Regions from separate parts of the Mus musculus genome. Here all the other regions are linked to region 7. The links are chromatin loops, found by intact Hi-C in ENCODE. Cell type or tissue: left cerebral cortex. All regions are shown on one strand. Region 1 overlaps Card14 (caspase recruitment domain family, member 14). Region 2 has its middle 8.0 kb from the start of Gm39484. Region 3 holds the start of Nptx1 (neuronal pentraxin 1). Region 4 has its middle 2.7 kb from the start of Card14. Region 5 overlaps Rptor (regulatory associated protein of MTOR, complex 1). Region 6 overlaps Endov (endonuclease V). Region 7 overlaps Gm39485 (a long non-coding RNA gene).

Region 1 (4,000 bases), 570 kb after region 7:
ACTCCAGAAGAAGGAGTCAGATCTCATTACAGATGGTTGTGAGCCACCATGTGGTTGCTGGGATTTGAACTCGGGACCTTCAGGAAGAGCAGTCAGGTGCTCTTACCCACTGAGCCATCTCACCAGCCCTAGAAAGCACTTTCATGAAGCCTCCATGTTGGATCTCTGAATTCAAGGCCAGCCTGGTCTACAGAGCCATACAGAGAAACTTTGGCTCAAATAAAAAAATAAAATGAAACTGCCTCGTGGCTGATAGAAAACTGACAGAACCCTCAAGCCATGCTGCCCTGCTAAGGCATCTGTTTTCAATGTGCCTGTGTTGGAGGGAGGGGTAATGTCCCATCTCTCTCATGCCCATAAGAACCCAAAATGGACTTTCTTTGGAAGTAGGGTCTTTATGTGAAACAATACTTGGTTATGATAGCCCCTAAGAAGGTCATGTATAGACAAAGACACACATACTGAACTGGTCTGAAATGACCAAAGCCAAGATGGGACTGGGGACTTCCCACACACCTAAAGTGTTGGATGAGCCAGGAAGGACCCACACCTGCAGCCCCCAGAGAGCAGGACTCTGGTGAGGCCCTGAGGTCAGACATCCTGGGAACCATGAGACAGTTGTCACCATTCAGTGTCCCATCTGTGGCCCTCAGTTATAGTATCTCTGAATTTATGGTCCCCTGCTCTGGTCGCTTGACTGAGGAGCACGTACCTGCTGAACATTGCTTAAAACCTTGGAGGAGACACAGCTTTTTACCCAGGATCCTTCCAACTAATCTAGGCACAAACAGCACAGGCCGGGGCCGGGCAGGCCTGTGGGGGTGCACCAGGGTGTACGGTGCCAGGGTGAAGCAGCTCTCTGACCAGAAGCACACGCTAGGACCACCTGCAGAGGACAGAGGTTGTGACCATCTCCCACCTGTGTCCCTGCCCCCTCTCTCCCAGGAGACACTGATTGTGGGGGGCATTCTCAATTTCAGTGCTGCTAACTGCATGCTGGCACAGCTGCTATGCTAACTGTGCATGCTGGCACAGCTGCTATGCTAACTGTGCATGCTGGCACAGCTGCTACAGAGCTCACAGCTCTTCAGAATGAACCTCTGAGGATAGGAGGAGCTTGGTTCCTCCTGAAGGGTGTGAGGGTCCTGCCCTTCACCCCAACTCTTCCCCCTCCTCATCCATGCCGTTCATCCCTGCCCCTCAGGCCACAGCGTCCTCAGCCTCCTCCCTCCTGGACCCTGGGTTATTTAGGTAGCTCCTGTTTTCAATATCAACCTTATTTTTGAAAAGGTTTATTTTTACTTTTACATGTTTTGGTGGTGTGTGTGTGTGTGTGTGTGTGTGTGCGCGCATACCATTGCTTGCAGAGGCTAGAAGACAGCATTGGATCCTGTAGGATGGAGTTACAAGTGGTTGTAAGCTGTCTAATTTGGGTGTTGTAACCAAACCCGGGCCCTCTCCAAGGGCAGTAAGTGTTCTTAACAGCAGAGCCATCTCCTAGGCCCCAGTACCCAGCTTAGATTAGGCATCCAAACTGTCTTAAAGAAAACGAATTATTTCCCTACTACCAGACTCACTTCTGATCAGCTTCACTCTGTAGTTGTTACCCGTGGGCTTACACCAGTCAGACCTCTAGCATGACCACGTGCATACACTGGTCACCTAGTGACCTTCCTTACAGAACACTGGGCGATTGGTAGGTTTTACTGTTCCTGCACACACTTGTGGGCTAGTAGCTTTTGTATAGTTTCACTGGGTCGGGCCTCAGAGTGGGGCACGGCCATTTAGAAGACATCAAATGTGATGCTCAGTTGCTGTTCAGAAGGTGGGTAGATATTTATTATGATCCGTAAAAAACAGCCTGGGGTGGGGGGATGTTGGAGAGATGGTTTTGCTGTTAAGAGCACTGGCTGCTCTTCAACAGACTTTAATTCCAATTACCCACATAGTGACTCACAACCACCTGTAACTCAATCACAATGGATCTGATGCCCTCTACTGGCCTCCGGGGACACTGCATGTCAATAGTACACATAAGTACGTTCATACATACATACATACATGCATGCAAAACATCTAAACAAACAGACAACAGCCCCCGGCCCGAGTGAGAGACACCACCTTGATGGTACTGCTCAGAAGTGACCCCCAATGCCCACATGGTCCCTATGCCAACCAGCCAGGCCTCACCTTCCTCCTTGCCAGAATCCCACTGGCTTTGGTCAAAGGATGAAGTCAGAGGACTGACAGCGGCTTTGTCCACACTGACAATTCGTACTAACTTCTGTGGTCCTCCAGGAGGCTGTCACGGGAGGAACAGGGGGACAGGAAAGAGAGCAGGCTCAGCCATCAGTACTGGGTTTGGGGCCTGACACCCCCTCCCTGCTTCAGCACCCTGCCACATAAGCAAATCCAGAACAGCCTCTGAACAATCAGGCTGTGCCATGAGCAACCGGGCTTCCCAGGCCCCACACCAGGGGTGAGAGGCAGGGGAGGGGCCTCAGGCAGCAGGGCTCTGCAGGAAGGGGTAGGGTGCAATAGGCAGAGAGAAGAGCAGGCCCTCTCCCGACTTAGCATTGCCATGCTCCGGGCAGGGATATCCTAGCACCTTGCTCAGGGACAGATGGGTGCTCAAAGTGAAAGGTGCTCTGTGTCCCAAGAGAACAAGGTGCCCGACCTCAGAGGAAACAAGAACAGGGGGTGGGTTGGTGACAGGAGACTGGGAAAGTGAGGAAGAGCAGGGGCCACTCTGAAACCAGGCCGGTGTGTTCACACGGCCCATTCCAAGGGCCTGCAGGCCCACAGGGCTTGGTGGGGAACACAGGGTCCAGATAGTGCCCTGCTCAGCTCAGTGGTCCACACCCCTCACACAGGATTCCACAGCACCCCGCTCCCTTCCAGCCCACCCCAGGGGCACCATACCCTTCTGCCAGAGCCTCACCTTGCGGGGGACTGTGCACCGTTGAGTCATGTCCTGGATGAGGGCCAGAAGCTGCTGCTGAGCCCTGAGCAAATGAAGGAAGAGAGGCTCTGACAGCCTGACTGAGCCTCCTCAAGGACAAGTGTGACACAGGCAGGGAGCAGGAGTGTTCCACCCTGGGCGCATAGACTCAGGCCTTGAAAATATCTCCTAGGCCTCAGGCCAGGCCAGGCCATGCTAATTTAATTGCCCTACACTGGTCCCAGTGGAGCTAATGCCAGGGCACATAACAGAGAGGCACCTACCACCAGCAGACCCATGCACTCAAGTAAACCTTTTCTTCACTCTTTATCTTGGGCAGGCACTCTGCTATAGTGCAGCGAAGATTCTGGAAGGTGGAGGGACCTCAACACTCAACTGAGACAGGCAGATGTTGTCCTTGGGACATCTGCGGGGTTGTGCAGTGCCAGCAGCAGCTACTCACTGTGAATAGTTGGGGATGGTGCCAGGCTCCATGTCTTTCATGGTGTAGGGGTTCACATGGTGGGCATGCCAGCAGCTGCGGCCTTGGAACATGGTGTCAGTGACATGCAGGATGTCATTGCAGTGAGTTTGCAGTTCTCCGTCCCCTCCCCTCTGCATGGCCAGGTTGACACGGATGTAGAAGGAATCCCCAGACGTTACCACTTTGGCATCTAGGTCCTGGATGAGGTTCTTATAACCTGATAAAAGAAGATGTAAGTGGCTGGGCAGTGGTGGCACACGCCTTTAATCCCAGCACTTGGGAGGCAGAGGCAAGCAGATTTCTGAGTTCGAGGCCTGCCTGTTCTACAGAGTGAGTTCCAGGATAGCCAGGGCTACACAGAGAAACCCTGTCTCGGAAAATCCCCCCAAAAGAAGAAGATGTCAGTGGTTGATGATCCCTGACCTCTGAGCTTACACAAGGAAGGTTCTAGAATGTAGAGATGGGAGAGGGAAAAGTTATGGAAGGCACCCAGTGGGATGGAGGGAAGTTTCCAGTTCATTAGAGTCTGGGGAATTTAGGGAGACCCTGGCTGAACTGCCTTGGCTCCTGGTAGG
Region 2 (4,000 bases), 390 kb after region 7:
GGGAGGCCCACATGCTGCCCTCTCTGGACGTCTGAGGTACTAGTCAGCATCTCTATAGAACACAGAGTCTTCACAGGTCCACATGCTAGGGATGGCATGGGGCAGACCAGCTCCCCACCCCCGCCTTGCATCGGGAAGCTCGGGCCCAGGTGCCACCCAGACCTCCTCAGTCTTGCCTCAGCCCAGTCTTAGAGGTAACAGACATAAACCATTACAAGGTGGTTGTAGGAATGAAGAGAGCCGCCTCAAGCACACAAGCTCTGGCTGCAGGCCTTCGGACCTGGGGCACCTGATGGACACGCTGGCAAGGCTGCTGGCTGGCGCCCTGCTCTTTCCTTGACAACTTTCCCACAGTTCCTCCGTAATGCCCCTGGAGGACCTGCCTTACCATAACTCTCCAGGATGGATTCTGTTTACCTCTTCCTTGAGAACTGAGGTTCCTGGCTCTTCTGTAAGTCCTGAGTGCAGTAGACATGGCTTTGGGGATAGCCGGGAGAGAAGTGGATTTCTGACCCCAGCTAGTGTCCTGGCCAGAAGACTGGGCAGCCCCTCGCCCCTGTGGTTCCAGTTGCTGCCGGTGTGGCTAGGGACAGTTGGTAAAGAACCCTGCCCAGCACCGTGACCTCAACTAACACAGCACAAAGACTAGCCCTCAGGGAGCCTTGGGTGAGCCTGGTAGGGTGTGCCAGTGTGTCTTCACTGTACCACCCCCTAACAGACAAGTGTCTGTGTGCTGGTGACACCCTCATCCTACTGAAGCTTCAAGTTTGGGAGCTGGCAGATGTCTGAGGATGGTTTTCTGTCAGGCATTGGGAACCTGAAAGAAAGAAGTCACCCAAGACCACCCAGCCAGGTTTGCTGGGAAAGGCTAACCCTGCTCCATGAGATACCTCACCTCTCTTCCGAGGATGGGCAGGGACTCCACAAACTCATTGGCTTTACCCCACTCAGAACTCGTGTGGTCCCAGCCTCTCCTTCAGATGTGGTCTGCTCCCTGCTCGCTCTAGCGGGTGCCTGCCTCTCCCGCCCCCAAGCTCCCTGCGGGAAGGGGTTCCTATGGCACCCCTTCCCCCGCACACACTTAGCTCACTGGAAGCCATCTGCCCGGAGATGGTGGCAGCAGATGCCTCAATGCACAGCGGTGCCTGAAACATAGTCGGCCCAGTGCCCAATCAACCTGGGCCCGTCCCATCAGGGCAGGGGCTGTGGCCAGAGGCGTTTTTTTGCACAGTGAGGACAGGCAGGTCCTGGATCCAATGGCATTTCTAGGATATACATACCAAGTTGGTTTCCAGGCCTAGACTGGGAAAAAGAGCCCTTAGCCTCATCCCTGCCAAGGATGTCTGAAAGCCAAACCTACTTCTTCAGCCTCAGGAAGAGGGTAATGGAAGAGGAGCCAGACGTGAGACAGGACCTCTGTGGGCCACAGCACCTCCAAAGCATGGTGGTACACACCTGTAATTGGGAGCGGAGGCAGGAGTTCCCGGCCATGGGCAACAAAGGGAGACACTATCCCAGTACACAATGAAAAGATAAAAAGACAAGACTCGGGTTGAGCCTGGAGTCCTCTGGACTGATGCTAGAACTGTCATTCCCAAAGATCTGCTTCTGTTGGGGCTGCAGACCTCTGATATAGACCTCTGGTATAGCCCCACGGTCTGTAGCCCAGTGCTCAGTGTAAGAGAGGAAAATTCATTGTGTAAGCCTGCCTGGGGCAATGGGCAGACAGCCAGATTCCTCAGGACCCCACGGCGGAGAACCAGGAGGCTCTGAAGGCCCAGTCCTTCCATCCTCCCCGGTTCACCCTGCATCCCCCTCGCAGCGTCCCTGCAGGGCGAGTGTGCAGACACAGGCTCACCGACAGGCGCGCACACGCCTCCGGGCCGCCTCTGCTCCCCTCGCATCTTGCATTTGTTTTGCTTCAGCAGGGCTCGAATGGGGACAAGCTGCACTCTCTCAACTAGCAGATCCCTTCAGCCCCCCACGGAGGTGCCATATGTCAGTGTCATGAATAGGCATGAGGTTTGGGGGCGGGGCAGTGGCAGCTGCCAATCACTGGTTGGCTGAGTGGCGCGGACAAAGCCGAAGGGTGTGGTGGGTCAGGGTCTGGGCTGCTGTTCTGAGTGGGCACCCCTAGCACCCAGAGGGCCTTTCTAAAAGCAAAGCCAGATCTCCAAAGGTACAGGCAGTAATGGCCCAGAGTCACCAGAGCCCTCCATCTTTGTGGCTTATAATGCCAGCTGAGGGGGTCGCGCACTTCGTCCGGGATGACTCTGTCCTACTCCCAGGACACCCGCCCTGGCCTTCAGGAGTCAGGGCCAAGCCTGCACCTGCCAGAGCAAGGGAGGCAGTCAAATTTAGCTAGAGGTGCAGTGGGTCACTCCAGAAAGACTCAGAGCATCCCAGAGCCTTGAAGGTTGCCAGGATTCTGCCGGTAGCTGCCAGTGTGCTGCCAATGGTCCCATGTGCCAAGTGTGCTGTAACCTGTCCGTAGGCAGTATCCTGGCTGTTCTCTGCTTCTCTGTCGCCAGCGCTGTGTTTCTGGGGTCCATCCACCCCTTTATCTCACAGCTCTGCCGTTTGTCCCCTTTACCTTGAGGATGTGGGTGACCCTTTGCTTCCTGCGGTCACATGTTAAGCAATGGACACTGGCAGTGCAGTTATCCCTCCCAGAGATGGTCTAACCCAACCATTGGTCCCCTCAGCCGAGACCTTTTCGGCCACATGACCAGTGACCATGTTATGAACGAAGGAACGGAGCCTGTGTCCGTCTGGGGTGGTGGGAAGGTTCTGCCCACTGTGGGCCCCTGCAGGCTCCTTCGCCTCATTTCCAGCCCTGCTGGAGGCTGAGTATGGATTGGACTGACTGCTCCAGGTTAATTGGCTCTCTCTCCCCTGCCAGCATGACGGATCCTGCATGACATTTCCCCAGATAGTTAATTGATAGCCAAGTAATTTGTCATGGAGACCTCGTTATATGCCAAGTGGGTCCCCTAAGCTGTTAGCGGCTGTGCCCCAGAAATAAGATTGGCAAGTTAATAATGGAGCCTTAATCATACTGTTCCTTGTCAGCGGAGGAAGAGGATGTCTAGGAGGTAGCATGGCTTTTTCCTAGGACCTCAGAGACCAAGCTGCATGAAGTCCTGAGGACCCACTTCTGCTTTGCTTAGCTTGCATCTGAGGGTCTGACTGAAACCAGGGTGACTCTGCATGGCTCCAGTCCACTGTTCCTCCTGGTTCCCTTTGGAGGAGCATCAGAGGGACCAAGGATCACCTAGAGCAGTGATTCTCAGCCTCCTTAACACTTTAACACTGTTCCTCAAATTACGGTGACTCCCAACCATAAAATTATCTCCATTGCTGCTTTATAACTGTAATTTTGCTACTGTTATGAATCATAATGAAAATATATCATATTCAGAATATCCAATATGCCATTCATGTGACATGGTCATGTGCCCCCCCACCCCCACACACAGGTTGTGACCCACTAACCTAGAGGGAGAGGAGACCATAAGCTGCTGTGCCTGCTCCTGTGCCAGGGCCCTAGGGCATGAAAGCCAAAGGGGGCAACAGAGTCTCAGACTGCACAGTCCCCTACCCCATCACTGGGCCCCAGCCTCAGCTTCAGCCCCCAGAACAGCAGCCCTTTGGATCTGAACCATCTGAGGGACCCAGGTGTGGAAGGCTTCCTGCCCGTTCTCTGGCACTCTGGGAAGGTGGAAGACCTCTATGAGGTGAGGTTTAGGTGAGACCTTTGAGATATAATCCTGTAGGGGACCACAGGACCCCGTTTCCTCACTCCCTTGCTTTCTGGCTGTCACAAGACCAATCGTGGCTCCTGACTAAGTAAGGCATGCTGCCTCCCCTCAGGCTCCAGAGCGACCCTTGGCCATGAGCCAAAATAAACCTCTCTTTCCTTTAACACGGTTCTCTCCAGTGTTTTGTGATCGTTGTAAAAGCTGATCAACTAGGGTGGCCTCGCTCCACATAATTGACA
Region 3 (4,000 bases), 360 kb after region 7:
GGGGAGGCTGGCGCCCGTCTGGCACTGTTTCAGACCCACCTGTCACCTACACATGTCAGCCTCCAGGAAGCTCTGTGCATATGGGGCTGGTCCTGATGGTAATGCCAGATGCCTGCCCTGCTCATAACCATGGCTCTGCTGCAGGGTGGGGCTTGGGTGTACCCGTGTGAGCTCCCACTCTCCAGTGGGTAAAGGCCCTGATGGGCATTGCTGTCCTCAGAGTACTGTGTGACTTCCCTGTGTAGTCTTCCTGAGAACACCCACCCTTTCCACTCTGGCACCAAATATCAGCTTGCAAACAGAATTTACCTCGTACTCACAGGCCTACACCGTGCGAGGACTGCTCCCTCCCCCAGTGTTATGCTGAACCCGGGCCAGCTGACTGTTCAGTCTTCAGCAAGTCTGGTTAACAAAGCCATCATCCAGGCTTAAATTATATAAAATTATAATGAAATAATTATAATAAAAACTAAGTATTCTAAACGCATCATTTCCTCAGTATTTTAGACATCTCTGTTCTGCAGGTATCAATGGGATTTGCATGGGTGTGGTGAAAATGCACTACAGCTCTGTGTGAGACCAAGGCTTCCCAGGCTTAGGTGCTGTGCTGTGTCCACAGACTGAGTATTTACCCCACTCTTCCGCTCAACTTCAGGCTCTGCGATGTGGTGCCCATGTCAGGCACAGAGACATGCCTGCAGTCATATAAGTAGCCAGTGGAGCACCCACCTACCAACTTCCTGGGTTTCCCCTCTGATGGCTTTTCTTTGCCCCAGACCCTCTGGGCTACCAGTCAAAACAATGAGAAGCAGAGCCAACTTTATAATGACCAGGGTAGACTCTCCCTACCTAGGATCCTGAGAACCCTCTGGAATGGATTTAAAGAGGGTAGAGGCCTCTTCCAGTGTGTTTGCTCACATGGGCTGGGCAGTTTAGCAATGGTGGTCGAATGGACTGTATCCTTGACTGTCTTCCCTGCTCCCTGCTCCCTGCTCCCTGCTCCCTGCTCCCTGCTCCCTGCTCCCTGCTCCCTGCTCCCTGCTCCCTGCTCCCTGCTCCCTGCTCCCTGCACCCTGCTCCCTGCTCCAGGCTACACAGATCCCAAAGGTCTTGCCACCTCTGGACCTGAGCGCAGGACCCTTTCTTCCCTTTGAGCCCCGCCCCCTCCCATCATCCTCCGTCAAAAGGTGAGGCACCATCAGCGCCCACATGTGACAGTACCAAAGTCACCTAGGTCTTCTGGATGATAAAAATCGGACCCTTGGGCCGCTCCTGGGGCTCAAGATACACTAAGCGCCCAGCTCCCTCTACACACCTGCGGGGGAAGGGACAGGCTGGTCTCCTGCGCCCACGCACTCTGAGCGGGGATAGCCTCGCCGCAGGGCCAGGCCAGGAACTGCTTCGCGTTAGACGCGTGGGGGGAGGCGCCGCCGGGGCCGAAGCGCTAGGTCTGCGCGGGGTCCCCGCATCCGTCCGCGCTAGGTTGGGAGTTGGGGGCAGACGTCGCCCAGCAGCGCAGCGCCCCGGGTTGGGGGGTAATTCCTAGTTCTGCCGGTGTACGTCCCACGCAGAACGGCGGGAGGCTAGTTCTGAGACCCCAGCGGAACCTAGGGGGCACCCAGATGCGAGACGCTGCGTTCCTGCGTTCTGTACCTGACGGTGGACCCGCCGGAGCGGGAGCCCCGCACTCCCTCTCTGCACCACAGCCGCGTCCTGACTGCGGGGTCCCTCTGGCGCCCGGAAGCGGCGGCCCAGCGACGCTCCTGTCGTGTAGGGGCCACGGCAGCTCGCAGCACGGACTCGGGATGGTTAAATGCCGAGAAGAGAAACACAGGCAGTGGGGCGCCCCTGGGGCTCGGGGCTGGGAGGAGGCGTCGGAGAAGACCTGGATAGTGGCTTCCCTGCCAATCTGGCTTCTACCTTCACCACCGGTGATGCCCACCGGAGAGTGGCATCCTCTGTCCGAAGGCTGCCAGTGGGTCCCGGACTGGCGCCTCACAGTCCGGACCTAGTCTGGTCCATCGCAGACCCGTAAAAGGAGTGAGGCAACCGAATGCTTGACTGGAAGGTCTATGGGGCGAACCCAGCCAGCCTGTAGTTGGGCTTTTCCAGTCATTTAAAACCCGATGTGGGTTCTCCCCGCCTTCGTTTTCTTTTCAACATAATTGGATCTTGGGCGAGTTCCCAGGTCCGATTCTGACTCCGACGTGGGGCTGCAGCCCAGACCCTTGTCCAGAGTCCCCAGAGGCATTGAAACCTGGACTGGAATCCCAGCCGGCAGTGCTGCTATCCAGAAAAAAAGGAGGTATGGGTGTGCAGGTGGCTGGGTAAGGTGTCTGTAGGAAAAGGGTAAAGAGGTGCGAACCCCTGTAGATGCGAAGTCGCTGCCCACCTCTGAAACCCCTCCTCCAAAGTCCAGGGGCGCGAGGAATGGGCTAGACGGGGTTTCAAGTGGACCGGTAAACCCAACGCTCACATACACCTACAAAGGGACACACAGACACGCCCAGAGCGGTAAGGGAAGAAGCTCCCCCAGGGGCCCCTTTTGAGTGGCCAGCCAGCTTCTGGGGCGCCACCTGCCTGGAACTAGGCTGGCTTGGATGGCAGGAAGGGTTTGATCCACAGATCCGAGAAGGCCTTAGCCCTGACGAGTGCATAGTGCGGGCTCTCGTTTCCGGGGGCGGGGGACATTATTAGGTCTACAATCCTCAGGAGTTGGAAGAAGGGGAATACAGTAGGGCGGGGAGCCAGGGCGTGGGGGATCCCCAGACTCAGAGTGCTCCGTGGCTTTCAGCCACAAATGTCCATGAATCATTGTTCGGCCTCGCGACCCCTTTTCTGGACCTCAGCGAGCTGAACGCAGGGGACACCGACGTTGACTATTTAGGAAGAAGAGGGCTGCGAGCGCATGGAGCCCGAACCACACGGGCGCTTAGTGTGGAGCAAGCGAACCGAGCTTGTCTTGTGGCCATTCTTCTTTTCCGAGCCCCGTTGGAGATTAGGGGTATTGGGCAGGTGCCCCACCATCTAATCCAGGCCCACGGCCGATCTCCTTCTTGGCCCTGTATTCTGGTAGTCTTCGGGGAAGCGGCGCGGGCCCAGGCGGGGGCGTGCGTGCGGAGGCGGTGGGAGGGGGCGGTGGCGGATCCGGGAGGGACGAGATGGGGAGGGCCGAGGTAGCTCCAGCCGCGCTCCCGTGCGACCCCCGCGGCGCCGCGGGGCCGGTCCGCACACAATTAAAGCGGGATTCCTCCCCCGCTGACGTCGGCGGCGCCGAGGCCCCTCCCGCGGCTGCATAAAAGGCGCGGGCTCCGCAGCGCAGGCGGCAGTGGGGGCCGAGGAGCGCGGCCGAGAAGACTGTGCGGCGTAGAAGCGCGGTGCTAGAGCGCGGGCCGCCTGCGGAGCGACTGCCCCAGCCAGCCCGATCCCGGTCTCAGCCCGATCCCCACCGGAGCCGAGCGGCCCCGGTGCTCCAAGTGTCCGGAGCCATGCTGGCCGGCCGCGCCGCACGCACCTGTGCGCTGCTCGCCCTCTGCCTCCTGGGCAGTGGGGCCCAAGATTTCGGGCCGACCCGCTTCATCTGCACTTCGGTGCCGGTGGATGCAGACATGTGTGCCGCGTCCGTGGCTGCGGGCGGCGCGGAGGAGCTTCGGAGCAACGTGCTGCAGCTCCGCGAGACCGTGCTGCAGCAGAAGGAGACCATCCTCAGCCAGAAGGAGACCATCAGGGAGCTGACCACCAAGCTTGGCCGCTGCGAGAGCCAGAGCACCCTGGACTCGGGTCCCGGCGAGGCCAGGTCGGGAGGCGGCCGCAAGCAGCCTGGCTCGGGCAAGAACACGATGGGCGACCTGTCCCGGACGCCGGCCGCGGAGACGCTCAGCCAACTCGGGCAAACTTTGCAATCTCTCAAAACCCGACTGGAGAACCTCGAGGTCCGCGTGAGCTGCGGTTTCCCCTCCGTGTTATGCGCCCTTCTGCCCTCGCCCACCCCATCCCGACC
Region 4 (4,000 bases), 600 kb after region 7:
TGCACCTGCTGTTCCCGCTGCCAGGAACTTCCCTCACCTCCTTCTGACACCACTCCAGGTCCAGCTTCCCATAAAAAAGGCCCTTCCAGGCCTTTCTATTTTAAACTGCAGGCTTCTCGTCTGGGCCCTCCCTCCCCCTTGGCCTGTTTCACTTGTCTGCCCAGATCTATTTTGTGGTCTGTTTTTATTTTTTTCTCCCCCATGGCACATGACAGTTCTCGTCTTTCTTGTTCTCTGTTCAGCCCCACCCCTAGGACAGTTGCATGAATGTGGGGCAATGGAATATGCACAGACGGCCTGGTCTCCAGTCGAGCTGAGGCCATGAACCTTGGTGAAACCCGGTGGTGGTAATTTTCGCCTACATGGAATGGAAGGAGTTCTCTCATGTCTCCTAGACCCCTGGCTCCTGTCGAAGTTACTGCCCCCACAGCCCCCACAGGAGAGGCTCATGGCTTTCAGTCATGTAGACAATGTCCCAAGCTTCTGACCTTCAGGCTAGACTCCTCACAGTTACCTAGCAACAGCAAGATAACAGCCCACTATAAGAGGGGCTGCTTGGCCCCTCCTCGTTTTCTAAGCTCTCTTTCTCCAAGCTTTTACCTCTCTCTAAGCCTTCACCTTTCTTACTCTCTAACTCTCTCTCTCTCTCTCTCTCTCTCTCTCTCTCTCTCTCTCTCCTTTTCCCCTTCTCTCCTCTTGGCCACGGCTGGTCTCTCTCTCTTTATATCTCCTCTCTTTTCCCCTGCCTTTCTACAATAAAGCTCTAAAACCATAGACTGTCTCTGCTCATCAAGACCCAGACTAAGGACTTGGCCTGTGTGGGAACCACCCAGCACCCCTCCTCTTTCCCCCTGCCCCCTCTTCCTATATCTCCAGGGCCTAGTGCTGCCCCGGGGCCCCTATTCTGTTCTCAGCTCCTCCGCCGCATCCAGCGAGAACCTGGTACTGGGGGCTGCCCCTTATCCACCCCCTCAGGTGTGAGGTCAGTGGCTTCACACAACCAGATGCCCACCCGGGGCTGCGTGGAAAGGCTCTCTCCCTCCCCTCTCTCCCCCTACACCCACGGCCCCACACATGAATATTGCCTGAGTGAATGGATAAAACTATGTCAGGCTGATAGATGCTGATCAGGGTGGAAGGATGTTCTTCCTGCCTGGGTGGGAGGACCTTAGGGATTTTCATCTGCTCTTCAGGTCTCAGGCTAGTCTCCCAGGTCTCAGGCTAGTCCCCCTGATGAGGAAAAGCCACAGCCACTTTGCCAGGACCACAGAGTCAAACAGAGCAAGAACCTCACCACCTCCTGGGCAGGTGGAGCCCCCCTGGCTTCAGGCTTCTCACATCTCCACATGCCCCTGCCTCATGTAAGAAGGCTCTCCTCACTAAGGCTCAGAAATAGAAAGCTTTATATAAACCTAGGAAAGGCAAAGAACTGCTGCCGTGCCACATGAAGGAGGAGGGCCCACTCAGTCACTGCCCTTAAAAAACCAGAGGCTGGCTGGAGAGATGGCTCAGAGGTTAATTGCACTGACTGCTCTTCCAGTGGTCCTGAGTTCCATTCCCAGCAAAGACATGGCCATCTAGAATGAGATCTGGTGCCCTCTGCTGGCCTACAGGCATACATGTAGGCCGAAGACTGTATATTTAATCAAGGGCAGGCATGGTGGCATAGACCTGTAGTTCCTGGTACTCAGGGGGCAGAGTGAGGAGGTCATGAATTCCAGACCATCCTAGGCTAGGAGAGTGGCGGTGGTGGTTGGGGGAGCCTTCCTGCATGCACTAGAGAGCGTGCTAAGTGTGGTGGTGTGACACTGGGCACTGACTTCTGTTGTCCTGCAGGGAGTTGACACTGGGAATGTGCAAATGCCAGTAGGTCCTCCCCCTTCATCTGCCTGACTATGCGGAGCTTGGAGGAGCAGCAGACAGCGATTCGCTCTGCCGCTGCTCTGTGGACTTGACTTCCTGCCTTGCCCTGGCACACTCGCTGCATTGGCACCCGGTGGCGGGCAGGGAGTCGGGTGCGCTGCACCCTGCCTGCTTAGGCTTCTGGCTGAGTGCTGAGAAACTGAAGGCAATGGGTTGGGAAAAGTCCTGGGATTCTTGTGCCCATGAGCAGTGGTCTGTGACACGCCAGTCCTCCGTGTAACCCCACCTCCACTCCGCATGGACTCTCCTCCAGCCTGCTGCTTTGCAGGCCCTGGTGTGTCTAATCTTTCCTCTCCCAGGGTGGCCCACTTGGCCAGTTCTTCCATTTCCACTCATGCTACGGGGTGATTCCAAGGCGTACTCCAGCCGTCCTGGCCTCTAGGACATTAGAGAGAAGAGCAATATTGCCCAAAGTTGCCCTCTGGCTGGCCTGGGGTCAGCACCTGTCCCTTTTCCACTCTGATCACCACTACCATAAGCCATACTGTCAAGGTGTTAGCTCCTCTCAGCCTGCTGTGACCACCTTGAGTGGTGTCAGAAGCTGTGTTCCTGTTCCTGGAAGTGACTCCCAGTTGCAATCCTGAGGGACACTGGGTAACTACCAGCAGTGTGCCCTGAGGCTTTCTGCAGCGAGTTAGTTGGAGTTTCTGCTTTGTGTCTGTAGCTCCTGGAGTCTAAAGAGGTTATATATTTTTCTTTATGGTTTCTGTCTTTCAGACTTTTGTTGCACTTTGAGACAGCTCTTTATGGGTGGCTCTGGCTGGCCTGGAGCTCAGTAGAAGCTGAGAATGGTCTTGAACTTGGAATGAAACTCCTGCCTCTGCCCCTTGAGCATCAGGATCACAGGCTGCCCTGTGCTATCATGCTGGGTGTGCTTGGTTGTGTGTGCATGCGAGCTCCCTTGCCCCCCAAAGCCCAGGCTGGTTAGGAACTCATCTTCCACCTGCTTCAGCCTCCTGAGTGCCAGAGACTACAGGCGTGTGCCATTGTGCCGGGCCTGTCTTTTAGGGTAGAGACTTAGTGCCCCCCGTTGTGTGGCAACGTTCTTTGTGTTTCCTAGAACTACCTAGAGCTTTGAGTGCCCGAGCCTCAGTGAGGAGAGCCTTCTTACATGAGGCAGGGACATGTGGAGATGTGAGAAGCCTGAGGCCAGCAGGCTCCACCTGCCCAGGAGGTGGTGAGGCTCTTGCTCAGTTTGACTCTGGTCCTGGCAGAGTGGCTGTGGCCTTTTCCTCCTCAGGGCGACTAGCCTGAGACCTAGAAACTAGCCTGAGACCTAGAAATTAGCCTGAAACCTGGGGGACTAGCCTGAGACCCAAGAGAGCAGATGAACATTCCTGAGGTCCTCCCAGGCAGGCAGGGGACTGAACATCCTTCTATCTGGATCAATATCTTCCATCTGGATCAATATTTACTTCAGCAGGAACCAGGTGCCAGGGAATGCTTGATTTGCTCACCCAGAAAATATCCACGCAACTGTTTTAAGCTTCCCTCACCCCACTTTCCACACCCCATTTCCCCTCACCCCACTTACCACACAGGGAAACTCCATGCCAGCAGCTCCCTCTGCACCCCCCCTACTCCCCCATCTTGTGACCCAGAAATCTTTGTAATCCTGACAGCCCCACCCAGCCTAGCCATCAGCTCTGTAAACTTCCATCTAAAATTGTCACAGAACCAGGAAGCGGCCCCGGCCACCATCCCCTCTCTTCATCGCTTCAGCATCTCCTTCCCATCTCTCTTTGTAGCTGGGTCACTTTTACAAGTCAGGGATCAATGGCCGTCCCCAATCCTGCCCCATCTGGACGGGGTGCTGTGGCCATCGCAGTCTGTGAGACCCTGCAGATGAGGCGGCCCTTCTCATTTCACCCTGTCCGTGCTCACTCTCACTGCCCCTTCCCTTCGAGCTCCTTCCCTGGGTCTGACTATGAACACCCCCCTCTCAAGTCAGGCGACATTTCCCTCCAGCCACCAAGTGAAACCAGCACCTCAGGAACTCAGTCTACCTTGTCTGTTTCGTTTACGTCACAGTAACTATGCATGATTATCTTATTTGTTTATGAGATAATTTTCCTTG
Region 5 (4,000 bases), 110 kb after region 7:
TTTGTGTGTGTGGACAGAGAACAGCTGCCAACACACGGTTGCACAGTTCCACACACGTAGCACAAGCCAACGGGGCTCAGGGACACATCTTGTGCTGTCAGGGGATCCATACATTTCAGTCTGTAAGAGCTGAGGAAGAGAGTTCTCCCCGGCACAGCCTACTCACCTCGCGGTCATTCAGCTGGTCCACTAGAGTACAACCAGTGGGAAGGACGGATGAGAAGCACACAGCATGTGCATGCATGAAAGGCCAGGCAGTGCAGAGACTGCAGACACTCAAGGGAGAGACTGGGGAGGGAGTGGCCACTTCCACGACGGAAAGGGAGGTGAAGGAAAGCTGTGTTGAGTGCTAACCCAGGAGAAGGCTCTGCATCCTGACAGGGCAGAGCATCCATGTCTGTGGCAAGCATATGTCCATTGGAGACCAGAGTAGTTCAAAGCCCTAAGGTGTGGGCATGCTTCTTTCTGCTCTGCAGCAAGCTTAATTTTACCCACTAGGTAGCACGTTTAATTATATCTGACTAGAAACTCTTTCTTCCTCCCAGAAGGAAAATCTTCACAGTGATTTGGTTTAGAGACTAGAGTGTGATTTGCTATTTATAAGGTGGAACAGATTAATAATTCCCATTATAGTCACCTAGTTGATGGTATTGTCAGTAAGAACAACTCAAAGACAAAGACTCAGGAACAGAGGGGAGCAGGGCCAGGCTACCTACCTAACACAGCTACACTGAGTAAGCTCGTTCTTGTTAAGAATTCCATTTGGTTTAGAAACAAAAATATGTCCTTATATTCAAGGTGGTTTAGTGATAGGAGAGAAAAGGGTGTGTGGGAGAGGGGGTAAACGACACATGACATTTACATCAGGTTTATTTCCAAAGGCTGGCATGCTATCACACAGCCTAGTGCTGAGCATGTATGGGGACCATTACGTACCTTACTACTAAAGAGAAAGCAAGGCCCAGGGAGGAACTCGGCATGGGGTGTTGGGGACTGGCTTGCCCTTCCACTGAGCATGGGGTTGTCCTTACTGCTCTTTACCGTGGAGACCACCACATGGAGGTGTGCGTGTATGGGGCTGGTGCCTTGTGCACTGGGCAGTGTTTTGGGGAGAGGTACAGGGCCTCTAAGAACCAGAGCCTGAGCATGGTCTGCCTCCAGACCTAGACTGTTAACAGGAAGAGCCCACATGCCTGGAGTCAAGTGAAGTCACCACAGATCACCTTGTTTTCTCAGGGACAGTCTCTGGGAATGTGAACCAAAGCTGTCTTCTCGGCAGTGAGAAGTGGGCTGGCAAGATTCTCTACCCTAGCCTCGGTCCCCGACAGCCACTGTGAGCAGAGCATGTGTTGTCTGGGTTAGGATCCCACAGCAACCTGAACCCCCCACCCCCAACCACCAATTTCCCCCGAGATTGTCATGAGGACATAGGCAAAGAATCTGCCCAGTTGCTGCAGACAGATCAGTCATGTTGACTGACTGAGTACCTGTCTAGTGGGCGAGCAGTGATGTGGCTGCTGGCTCGTCTGCAGACAGGTCCTTTTTGGGATGACGAAGGTAGAAGTGAGCCTACTCCTCACTTTGGAGCTGTGGCTTCTGTGCCTGGGAAACTGGGAGCCTATCTTGGATCATCACAGGCTACAGTAGGACCCAGAGGGATCCAACCTGAGACCTCACCCCATTCAGGAAGCTTCTCTAGGCCCTACAAAGTCCACTGACAAGCACAGGGGCTCTTTTAAAATTTAACTCCTCAGTGCTAACCAAGGACAAACTTAATGTGGAAAATGATCACAGGATTGAAAGATGAGAAGCCAAATTCTAGTCCCAGCTGTGCTGTGGCTGGGCAACTTCTGCATCCTGTGTCTCGGCTCTGAGTCACAAAAACTAACCTTATGTGTGACACACACGGGACTAAAATAAAACAGGTCACACTTGCACAGCAGATGCCGTGGCAGCCAGATACCTCCTTGGCAGGGGCATGCCGCCTCCTCAGCTCTCCCTCCCTCCTTCCCCTCCCGCTGTTGCTGTCGGCACGAGGGCTTATTCCCATCTTGTTCCCATCTTCCCACAGACACTGCTCCCTGCAGCTCTCTGTTTCCTGCCAGGGCTCATCTTCCTTGACTTCAACACCCAGGCTATCGCTGCTGACTACCAACTGCCACAGAGTGACCACTTTTAAATGTCTCCACTGCTGTGCACATGATAACTTCAGGGTGGGGCAACTTCTGGAATGGCCATCTGGCATCATCTTGGGCCATACTCTCTTCATCCCGAGCGCACCCCCCCCCCCGCCCCCCCGGCCCTTGTCATGACCTCTGCAGTCATTCAGCAAGACTGTCCATTTCCCTTCTTCACCTAGTTGACAGACAGGCCTTGTTACAACAGTGGTCATCCAAACCTCAGTGAGAAGACATTTCTTGTTCTATGCATTCATTCCTATGAGCAACACACCAATCTGTGTCTCACTAGCATAGCCTTCCCCACCTAATCCTCACATGGGGCTGCACAAAGCTAGCCTGTACAAAAACCTATTGTTCAGCTGGGTACTGACACTCAGACCAGTTGTGACAGGCTGACTACTGACTGGAGACTACGGCCATGTGTGCCACTGCACACGGGCCACCTCCCAGGAAGGTATTCTCTTCATTCTCACAAAGTGGGGCTGGAGGCCTTGGGGGAAAGTGGAGAACAACTGGACACATTTGGCCTACCATCTGCCTCACAAGGTACTGAGGACTAGGAATAACTGGACCAGGGCTGCAGGAGGTAGGCTTACAGCAAGCTGATGATGCCCAAGTCTTGTTGACCCACATGAACCAGAGCTCCTCCTGTGCTTGCTCTCTCCTTCACAGCTAGAAAACCACAGGGCAGCCAACAGCAAAGCAAGTTTCCCCACTGCTCAGACTTGAGTGTCTCCACTTAGAATCTCTAAGGACTGCTAGGCATCTGTAGCAAGATGAGCAGGAGAAGAGCAGGCTGAGCATGTCCCAGCTAGACCTGGGCACACGACACAGGGGGGAACATCCAGGCCTCTGAGGCACAGAATAAAGACTTCTGAAAACAGAAGATTCCCTTCTGGGCCTCGAAACCATTACTAACCGAGCAAGCTGAGGGCTGAGTGTGTTTGACCTGTTACCACTCTCCATCCATTCTTCTCCTGGCTGGCCCAGAGTCACATCACAGTGCTGGAGACGTCAGAGCTGGCCTCTGTCTGTCTGCTTATGCTGCCCACGCTCCTTCGTGGGTCAGAGACTCTGGCTCCCCTGGGGCCAGGTCCCACTCAGTGTAGCAGGATCTCCATCTATTCTGTGTAGCTCAAGATGCCCTGGGCCTGACAGCTTAGTGAAGCTCCTGCATAACCTTCAAATCTTTAACAACATTCACCTCTGAGGAGCTCAGGCATTCCTCGAAGCCCTTGCTTGTGTTCTTTTTATTACTTATTCACCATTGCTCCTCTATGCTAATCTCCTCTGTAACTAGATAATAAATTCCTATGGGCAATGGCTTTCGTTCCTCGATATGTATCAATCTTCTTATAGTTTTTGGCAGAGTGCTGAGCACACTGCATAATCTCAGCAGCCCACAAACCTGAGTCACAGAACTTCTACTTGAAAACAGCGGCAACTCCCACTCATTGCTAAGACTCCCCATCGCCCAGTGGATAGAATCCTAACTCTTTATGGCAGCTGGCAGCTGTGCACGGGGACAGGAAAGGAGTCAGTTTAAACGCTATTCTTCAGCTGTGTCCTCAGGGTCTTTCTCAGCTCTTGAAGTGAGCAAGGTGGAAGAAAGGGAACCTGGCCATCCCAAGAGTGCTGCAGTGACTAGGCAAGACAGAAAAAGATTCTAGCTTGCCTGTGTGTCCACCTGTGATAATTAGCTGTAGCTGTCAACTTGCCATACACAGATTCACCGGAGTTGTACTGAGGAATTAACTGCCCAGATCTGGTTGGCCCGTGAATGAGGTTGAAAGGTGACTGTCTTATCCTAAAAGTGGGTG
Region 6 (4,000 bases), 400 kb after region 7:
GGTCCTGTGCTGCTTGAGCTCCTGTCATGACTTCCTCCAGTGATGAACAGGACACAGAAGGTTAAGACAAACCCTTTCCAATCCAACTTGCTTTTGGTCATGGTGCCTCCTCACAGCAACAAAAACCCTAACTCGGATAGCAACCACGTTTGGAGGTGGGCCTTGGGCCAGCTGAGCCAAAGGAGTGGGGTTTCTTGAGAGTTCCTACTATGTTTGAAGTCTCTGAGGGATCCCCTCCCTATGTCCCCTACCAGGCCCAGCCTCACTCTGTGGCCCTAAGCTACAACCCTGCATCAAGGACAGGATGGATTCATACACAACCCATTGCCGGTGTCCTTCCCACACTCACCTGTCCTTTCTCTGTGCAGGAGCCACCCCAAGCTGCCCTAGAGTCCTTCGGATGTACTCTCGAGAGCGGATGTCAGCCTGAAGGATACACACAGGTGTAAGCCAGGCCCTGGGCATGTCTTCCCATCCCCAGTAGCCTGGAAGCACATTCCACTCTTTCAGGGGCAGCCCACACAGGCTCATCATGTCCTTTGGGGAATCAGCCCCGCCAGTGTGTAGTTGGCAGAGAGATGCTGAGACCCTCGGGGTTGAGGTGAAGGCTGAGGGACCTGACCTCTTGCTTTTCCAGGATGCTCAGCCTCTTCTCTGACTCAGACTGTTCGTTTTCACTGGCTGTCCCTCTGATGGGTGTCAGCTGTGACACCTGTTCATCTCCAGAAAGGTTGACAAGTTACGCTAATAAAAAAGGGCTTGGGGACCACAGGTAGAGCCACAGAGAGGGACTCAGATCTGAATATGCACCCCCCTCCTCCACCTCTAAGAGCCTGGCCTCAGGAAGCCCCTGGTCCCGGCTCAGATGGGTTTAGCTTAGCTTTGGGATCACAAGACTCACAGACAGCAATAGCTAATCCTGCAGACAGCAGCTGCTCTTCAGCTAAGGGAAGTGGGCCGTGGGCAGTGGGATGTCCTGGGCTGTACCAGAGTCCGGGTTTGCACCAGAGCAGAGGGAAGGAAGACCCTAAAGACAGACACTAAGCCCTTCTTGGAGAACTTTGGGGAAGTGGAATTGTTGGGAGGGTGCTCTGCTGAGGGGCCAGTGGAAAGAAGATAGGCCAAAAGCCACAGCCCGTCCTGCCGGGCCGACAGAGCCTTATTCCCTTCCTCCCTGCCAACCTGGGCTCCCAGGCTAGGCCATCACGTGCTCGCTCTGCATGTGCCCAGGGTTTGGGAGGCTCTCTTGTGACATGTGACAGGTGTGCTCTGGATTCCAGTACTCCAGGTGCTTTGCAGGAGGCTGCCCCCTTACTTGCTAGGACAGAAACCACTGTAACTCTGGGAAACATCACGGCTAACAATGCAGGTCTGGGGCTGCACAGCTCTGGGCTGCAGGTGCTAAGGGAGTGCATCGCTGACTTGCTCTCATTAGATGGCCAGGATGGAAGGGGAAAGGCCTTCTGGGGCTTGAGAGACCACTGCACCTGTAACAGCAGTAACACCCCAGATGAGGACTCAGTTAAAGAAGGCCTTCCTTGGGGGATGACAAGAACTCACTCATTCTCAGAGGCTACCTCTGGGCAGCCTTTCCAGGAGCAGGGCTGAGCATCACAGGATGCACTGCCTGCTGCTGCCCCCTGGAGGCCATCCTGTGCACCTGCAGCTCTCCTGAGGGCTGAGCCTAGGCAGGCTCTGGGCAGTCCAGCCTGTAGCCCTTCCTTCACACCTCCCAAAGACCTCACAGCCTCCAGAAGGAATGGAGTTGTGACCTGAAAAACTGTCCCACAGCTGATGTAGACAGCAGCTGCTCTAAGTCCCTTGCTAGTGAGCCCTGGAACTGTACGCTTCCTGCTGTGGCTGAGTTGCTCGAATGCATCAAATTCCTCCTGAACCAGGGCTTTTGATAGTGCCTTTCCAGAGTCTGGACTGTCCTAGCCTCCTCTAAAGAGTGGTTTTTCCTGGGTTCTCAACCTAGGGTTTGGACAGGCACCACCACGTGACAGGTGCATGTTGGGATCTCAGTTGCATGCTGCTTTCCTGTAGGGTGAGATGACTGGTTAATCAGTGTTGAGCCTCTGGGTCCCTGAACAGCAGCTTAGGTAACAGGTGTCTGGCAGAGCCATGGCCTGGGGTCCCAATTGGTGTCTCTGGCACAAGCACTAGCTTCCTCAATGTAGCCACCGAATGACCCTGTGAGATCCTCTGACCAAGGGTTGCGTCCAACTTGTCCTGCTTTCAGGCTCTCTCATCAAGGGCCTGGGGATCTGTCCTCAGATGCCTGCAGAGACCCACCCCAAGTGAGACTGTGTGATGGTTTGTATATGCTTGGCCCAGGGAGTGGCACTATTAGGAGGTGTGGCCTTGTTGGAGTAGGTGTGTCACTGTGGGCGTGGGCTTTACACCCTTACCCTAACTGCCTGGAAGCAGCTGCCTTTGGAACAAGAGGTAGAGCTCTCTCAGCTCCTCCAGTGCCATGCCTGCCTGGATGCTGCCATGCTTCCCATCATAATAACAGACTGAACCTCTGGACCTGTAAGCCAGCTCCAGTGAAATGAGTGCCTTTGTAAAAATTTCCTTGGTCATGGTGTCTCATCACAGCAATAAAAGACAAACAACTAGGTGGCAATGTCAGTCCCCCCCCCCCACACACACACACAACTCTCCCACTCCCACCACAGCCCCATACCTGGCGTATAGGTTCTGGGATCCGGAACCTACAGCAGTGGTGGGTGAGGCGCACAGCGACCTCCAGGCTTATTCTGTGGCCCACAGAGACATAGAGGGGCTTGGTGCTGTGGTCATGGCTCCTCAGGGCCTGTGGAAGGAGGACAAGCATGGATGGGCAACGTTGCTGTGGAGCAGGACCAGCCTCAGGACTGAGGCTGTGAGGATGTCCTGGAGGGCTGGAAGGAGTTCACAGGGTGCAAGGACTCTGGGGCTGTTGGCCCTCAGGCATCTTCAGGTGGCACATGGGGTGAGGGTAGCCAGAGGAGAATGTGACACAGCATACCCTGGTTGGTCGCAGGATATGTAGGGAACAGGGTCCAGCCCCCACAAAGTGCATGTGTGCACGTGTGCACGTGTGCATGAGCTGCCTTGTGGCATGGCCTAGGTCCCGAGTCTGGGCAAGGCACAGCTTTCTGGCCACTCACCATTCCCAGGACAGTCCCAGAGCTGCCTATCAGAGGAAATGTGTCTCCTCCGGCCTGCAGGAGCACAATCTGGGAAACAGAAAAAAACTGTAAAAATACCTTTTTAAAAACATGTATCGCAGGAATGCTAGTGCACACCTTTAGTCCCAGCGCCAGACAGGCAGAGGGCAGAGCTCTGTGAGTTTGAGGCTAGACAGGACTACACAGTGAGACCTCCATCTCACACAAACTAACAAACAATCAAATCCCAAGCAAAAGTGCAGGTCGGCTAGATACACCATCCTCAGGAGCATCGTTCACCTTCTTCGGGAAGGAGTCTCATTGGCCTGGAGCTCACCAAGAGGCCTTTGTGCCGTTCTGATGCTGGCATAACAAGCACGGCCCCCATGCTCAGCACTTTTTACATGGCTAATGGGAACCAACCTCAAGTCTTTATACGCAGGATAAGCACTTTGCTGATGGAGCCATCCCTCAACCCACTGCCCCTTCTCAAACAGCTGAAGGGCAAACTTGATTCTTTAAAAGATTATCTTTAAGAACAGGGCATGCGTAGATGTCTGTGGGGGATATGAGGGCAGATGCTCAGAGAAGCTGGGGCATCAGATTGCTGGGAGCTGAAGTTACCATGGTCGTCAGCTATGCAGCATTGGAGCTGGGAGCCCAGAGTGGGCCCTGCAAGAGCAGGATGTACTCTAAGTCTTGAGCCACTGCCCCAGCCCAGCAAATTTCATTTCAAAGGCCTAGGCAGGGATGCAAGGTGCCCTCCCAGACCCCACAGGGGCCACACTGAATATGTTGGTGACTGTGCTGAGGTCGCTGCCATGAAGTTCCATCTACTCTGGTAA
Region 7 (4,000 bases):
CTTGGTTGCCTGACTCTGCTTTCCAGAAAGACTATTCCGGGCAGTGACCAGGGTTTAACCAGGCAGGGTTGGAAGCATCTGTCCTGTCACAGAGCCCTGGGGTCAGAAGCACCAAAATCGTTGAAAGAGTCAGAGGAATAAAGAGGGCAGATTTCTCTACAAGCTCTGTGGGAGGCCACACCAGGCTTTCCCTGGCTTCTGAAGGCGACATGTTGTGATCCTCCCTCGGCTGCTTGGCTGGCAGAACATCACCCGATCTCTGCTTCCACCTTCACACTGCATCTCCCACTGTCTGTGTCCAAATCCTCTTTATAAAGAATCATCACTTTGGATTAAGGCTTGCCTCAACCCAACTGTACCTACAACGGCCCTGTTCCAAAGAAGGACACATTCTGAGGCCAAAACAGCAACATGAGGCTTTTTGTTGGGGGTGACACACACACGTGCCTGGTGTCCACAAAACCAGGATAGGGTATTGGTTTCTGGAACTGGAGTTAAAGATGGTCATGAGCCACCACTGGGTACACCTCTCTCTGTTAGAGGAGCCAGGTGTAAACCACCTCTCCGGTCATCAGCGTGAGTTCTGGGGGAAACAACTCAATCCACACTGCACAGAGCCTTTGGTGCGTTGGGTAACCAGTGCTGGGTTCTGTGTGAGGCTGTTTCTGGAACTAGACTGAGCCAACCGAGGCATCCTTACTGGCTTGGATATTTCACCTAAAGGATATTTAGTGCTGAGAACCACATGTCTCAAAATCACCGAAGGGTTGGAGGAACGGAGGCTGGGGAGTCCCATCCCTGGGTCTCTGCACAGCATCTTCTGCAGCAGCCCTGAGAACACACAGAGGCCATAGATGCAGGCCTGCTGACCTAGTTATCAAGAAGGGGCACAGCTGTCAATCAATGTGCACTGAGGGGTGAGGTGCAAGCTGCCCACAAGGCAGGTTGCAGGTGGGTAATAGGTGGATGTGCAAAAGGATGAAGACTGCCTATGGGTCCGCAGGTGGGGTGTGAGAAGGCCTGTGCACTGTCTCCCCTTGAGCCAGCCTTCTACTGAGTGAAAGAAGGCCAGCCTAAAACAGTGACAAGAACTATTCCTTTCCCATTTCCAGAAAGTTTCTTATAGGGAATCTAACTTGGATCTCTTCCGTGGCTTTCAGCTTTGCAACACCAGGTAGCAGCGGGGCTGACACAGTGCCGAGCCACTCACAGGCAGTCTGCAGTGGGGGATACAAGAGAGTGAGTGATCGATCAGGGAGGTGGTGTTGGGATAGCTGGAGTGTAAGTGTGATCCCTGTGTGTTGCTGGCACTGAGATGTTCCCAACCTTTACCAGGGAGCAAGAACTGGCAGACACAGGAGTCACTTTCCTCCTTCATGTCACTCTTGTGACTGTGCCAGCTTCTCTGGGCCAGCTTCCATCTAGGGTTGGAAAGCAGGAAAGAGACGAAAGGCAGCTCACCTTTGCAGGCCTCGTTGGCACAACCAGAACAGGGCTCTGGATGGCCCAGCTGAGGCCAACAATCTACCCAAGTCAGGAATGACAGCCTTGTCATGGGAGGTCTACCCAAGCCAATTTCAGGGTCCAAAGGCCAGAAGCTTATGGCTACGCTGGTGAAGCTGGGAGAGATTGGGCTCTTGTCTTAAACAAGTATGTCATCTGGGTGTGTGACTCTCACATGTGTAAGCTGATGCCAGGGAGCATAAAGTGGGAGCCGCGGCTGTGCGTTACACACATACTATGTGGTGAGCTACTGGCAGAATGTAGGCAGGCTGTAGGTGAGTTATAGGGGGAGGTGCAGGAGGGCTGTGCAATGGATCCAGTGGTCCTGGGGCCCTCAGAGCTCAGACACAGGTAGCAGAAAATATGAGACAAGCCCAAGAAGGAATACTGTGGAGTCAGTAAGAAGACAGCAAATCCCAGAGATAGGGCCTGAGCTCAGGGGTTGGTGCTGACCAGTCAGGGCTGCAGACACCTGCTTGCTTTCAAGCAGGCCTGGATCGCCAGCAACGAGGGATACCTTGCACGTATGTTGCTAGACCTTCTAGAGGAAATTCTGAGGGGAGGAAGGCTGCTCTGAGGGAGCTCAGGGGTGGGGCGGGGCAGAAGAAAGTACTTGTCTCCCTCTCTCTCCCTCCCTCTCACATCTTTGAAGGATTGAGAACAGGAGCCCCTTTCTTCTGGGATGTTATGTTAATGTGGGTAGTGGCAATCCCTACTGCAACCACACAGTGGTGCTGTAGGACAGGCAGCTGATGAACTGCTGTGTAACCTCCATGCTGAGGCTCCTGTCACAGATGTGCCTAGATATGGGCAGTTTATTCATTCGCCCCTCACTCTTATGCTCAGCAGATGGCTGGCTTGTTTATTAGCTCATTCTCTCCCCACTCAGGCATTATCCACTGGTAGCTCACTCACTGGTTCATTTAGTACCTACCATCCATGGTCCTGCTCTGGCTTGTGGGGTGGTGATGGGGGGCACGGGCAAGGTGATGAGCAGTAAGGTAGGGGGATTCTGGGGATAGTTGTTAGGGAAGGGGGTGACATCTGACCCTAGAAGCCTGATCATCAGATACGACAGAGCAGGACAGTGTGGAGTGGGGCAGGGGACAGGCTATCATGGACCAGTAAGACAGGTGACAGGCTTAGGGGTGGACAGAGGAGGAGGTCAGACCTGACGAGGGCTTTGGTAGCTATGAGGGGGTCACACAGCCTTTGGTAAACCAGATGCTGTTTAGGAGAAAATCTTGGCTGATAACACAGGGTCTGTAGTCCAGCTCATACTAACTGCATCTCATAAGGACAATGTATGATATAGAGTCACACCTGTAAACCCAGAACTCAAAAAGATAAGGCAAGAGGATTAAGAGTTTGAGGTTAGACAGGGCTACCCTGTCTCAAATACCAAAACTAAAGCCAAAGCAAAGACTCAACCAAGCTCAATCCAGCTCCTCTGAGACTGATAAAGAGTAGAGGGCCAGTGGGGTGACGTGGCTCCGGTGTTTAAGGACATTTGCTGCCAAGCCTCATGACCTGAGTTCAAACCCTGGATCCCACAAGGTCCTCTGGCCTCCATGGCATGTGCATGCCCACACATGTGCAGGCATGCATACGCTCTAAACAAATAACATTAATAAAAAATAAAGAATAAGCATGTTTCTGACAATTCTGGATATTAGGAAGTCCAAGGTCCAGGCTTTAGCAGGTCCAGTGCTCGATGCCAGCCTAGGCTCTGCCTCTTAAGACAATGCCTTGCACACTTTGTCCTTATGTGGTGGAAAGAGGTAGTGAAGGGGGCTAACCACATTGTTCCTCTCACCCCAAGTTTTGTTTATTCATTCATTCACACATGGTCATGTAGGTAGTTTCTGCCTTATGAACAACATCCTATAAACATCCTCCAAGGTTTCCATGTGGTCACATGCTTTTGTTTCTCTGGGACTTATATTTAGCCCTGAAATTGCAGGGTTGTACCATAACTCCGTGCTAATCTTTTTTTTTTAAGATTTATTTATTATTATATCTAAGTACACTGTAGCTGTCTTCAGATGCACCAGAAGAAGGTATCAAATCTCATTATGGATGGTTGTGAGCCACCATGTGGTTGCTGGGAACTGAACTCAGGACCTCTGGAAGAACAGTCGGTGCTCTTAACCACTGAGCCATCTCTCTAGCCCCCCGTGCTGATCTTCTTGAAGAGATACCAAGCCACTTTCAGTATCGCCCACTCCTTCTCAAGCCCCCTACATAGTGCACAAGTGCTACAATCCCTTCATGTCCTGGTGGACACGTGCTACTTTCCACCTTCAGATTAAAGCCGAGTTGGCAGGTATGAGATGGTACCTCCCAGAAACTTGGTTGTATTATCTAGTGATGTCTTCCATGTGCTGCCTACTCATTTGCTGTTTTCTTTGGAGAGATGTCTAATCAAGTCCTTGACTGATCTCTTTTAAAGATCTTGGTTTATTAGGTCTTTATGGTGCCCCAGGCTGACCTTCAG

The links. Peaks named below come from ENCODE experiments on the same cell type or tissue, not always from the same donor. Only the 100,000 strongest peaks of a DNase experiment are listed, where the experiment ranks them.
Region 1: a loop joins it to region 7, with 2.4 times the contacts of the local background. A loop is called at or near these places in 4 of 42 quality-filtered maps.
Region 2: it touches region 7 in a loop (4-fold over the local background); 37 of 42 quality-filtered maps call a loop at or near these places.
Region 3: it touches region 7 in a loop (3-fold over the local background); 2 of 42 quality-filtered maps call a loop at or near these places.
Region 4: it touches region 7 in a loop (4-fold over the local background); 3 of 42 quality-filtered maps call a loop at or near these places.
Region 5: it touches region 7 in a loop (7-fold over the local background); 2 of 42 quality-filtered maps call a loop at or near these places.
Region 6: it touches region 7 in a loop (9-fold over the local background); 40 of 42 quality-filtered maps call a loop at or near these places.

Annotation. Positions count from the first base shown.
Region 1 is chr11:119,337,877-119,341,876 of GRCm38, reverse strand. Card14 (caspase recruitment domain family, member 14) reads right to left here. Exons shown (of 23, transcript NM_130886.4): 17 at 3,405-3,642; 18 at 2,942-3,005; 19 at 2,191-2,302; 20 at 713-886. Among named protein-coding and RNA genes, the nearest start is that of Sgsh, 16 kb to the left of the region's middle. In left cerebral cortex, a CTCF peak has its summit at 2,006 (motif pointing left); a DNase peak (open chromatin) is centred at 2,001.
Region 2 is chr11:119,513,131-119,517,130 of GRCm38, reverse strand. No RefSeq gene overlaps it. Among named protein-coding and RNA genes, the nearest start is that of Gm39484, 8.0 kb to the left of the region's middle. In left cerebral cortex, CTCF peaks have their summits at 25 and 1,858; DNase peaks (open chromatin) are centred at 1,055 and 1,928; H3K27ac peaks cover 3,005 bases.
Region 3 is chr11:119,547,078-119,551,077 of GRCm38, reverse strand. It overlaps Nptx1 (neuronal pentraxin 1), which reads left to right and starts at 3,258. Exons shown (of 5, transcript NM_008730.2): 1 at 3,258-3,932. The coding sequence starts at 3,489. It overlaps Gm11762 (predicted gene 11762), which reads right to left and starts at 2,448. Exons shown (of 4, transcript NR_045099.1): 1 at 1,316-2,448. In left cerebral cortex, a CTCF peak has its summit at 1,726; DNase peaks (open chromatin) are centred at 2,504, 3,024, 3,329, 3,622 and 4 more places; H3K4me3 peaks cover 2,917 bases; H3K27ac peaks cover 2,791 bases.
Region 4 is chr11:119,303,117-119,307,116 of GRCm38, reverse strand. It overlaps a transcript of Card14 not described here. Among named protein-coding and RNA genes, the nearest start is that of Card14, 2.7 kb to the left of the region's middle. In left cerebral cortex, a CTCF peak has its summit at 1,595 (motif pointing left); a DNase peak (open chromatin) is centred at 1,581.
Region 5 is chr11:119,794,510-119,798,509 of GRCm38, reverse strand. All of the region lies in intron 7 of Rptor (regulatory associated protein of MTOR, complex 1), which reads right to left. Among named protein-coding and RNA genes, the nearest start is that of Rptoros, 38 kb to the left of the region's middle. In left cerebral cortex, no CTCF peak of the experiment used is centred here; DNase peaks (open chromatin) are centred at 215, 419, 1,949 and 3,627; H3K27ac peaks cover 3,906 bases.
Region 6 is chr11:119,501,517-119,505,516 of GRCm38, reverse strand. Endov (endonuclease V) reads right to left here. Exons shown (of 9, transcript NM_001164636.1): 6 at 3,156-3,224; 7 at 2,690-2,818; 8 at 350-426. Among named protein-coding and RNA genes, the nearest start is that of Endov, 12 kb to the right of the region's middle. In left cerebral cortex, a CTCF peak has its summit at 1,653 (motif pointing left); a DNase peak (open chromatin) is centred at 1,635.
Region 7 is chr11:119,903,374-119,907,373 of GRCm38, reverse strand. Gm39485 (a long non-coding RNA gene) reads left to right here. Exons shown (of 3, transcript XR_003949830.1): 3 at 1-678. Among named protein-coding and RNA genes, the nearest start is that of Chmp6, 8.4 kb to the left of the region's middle. In left cerebral cortex, CTCF peaks have their summits at 2,234 and 3,274; DNase peaks (open chromatin) are centred at 665, 1,280, 1,709, 2,235 and 1 more place; H3K27ac peaks cover 1,897 bases.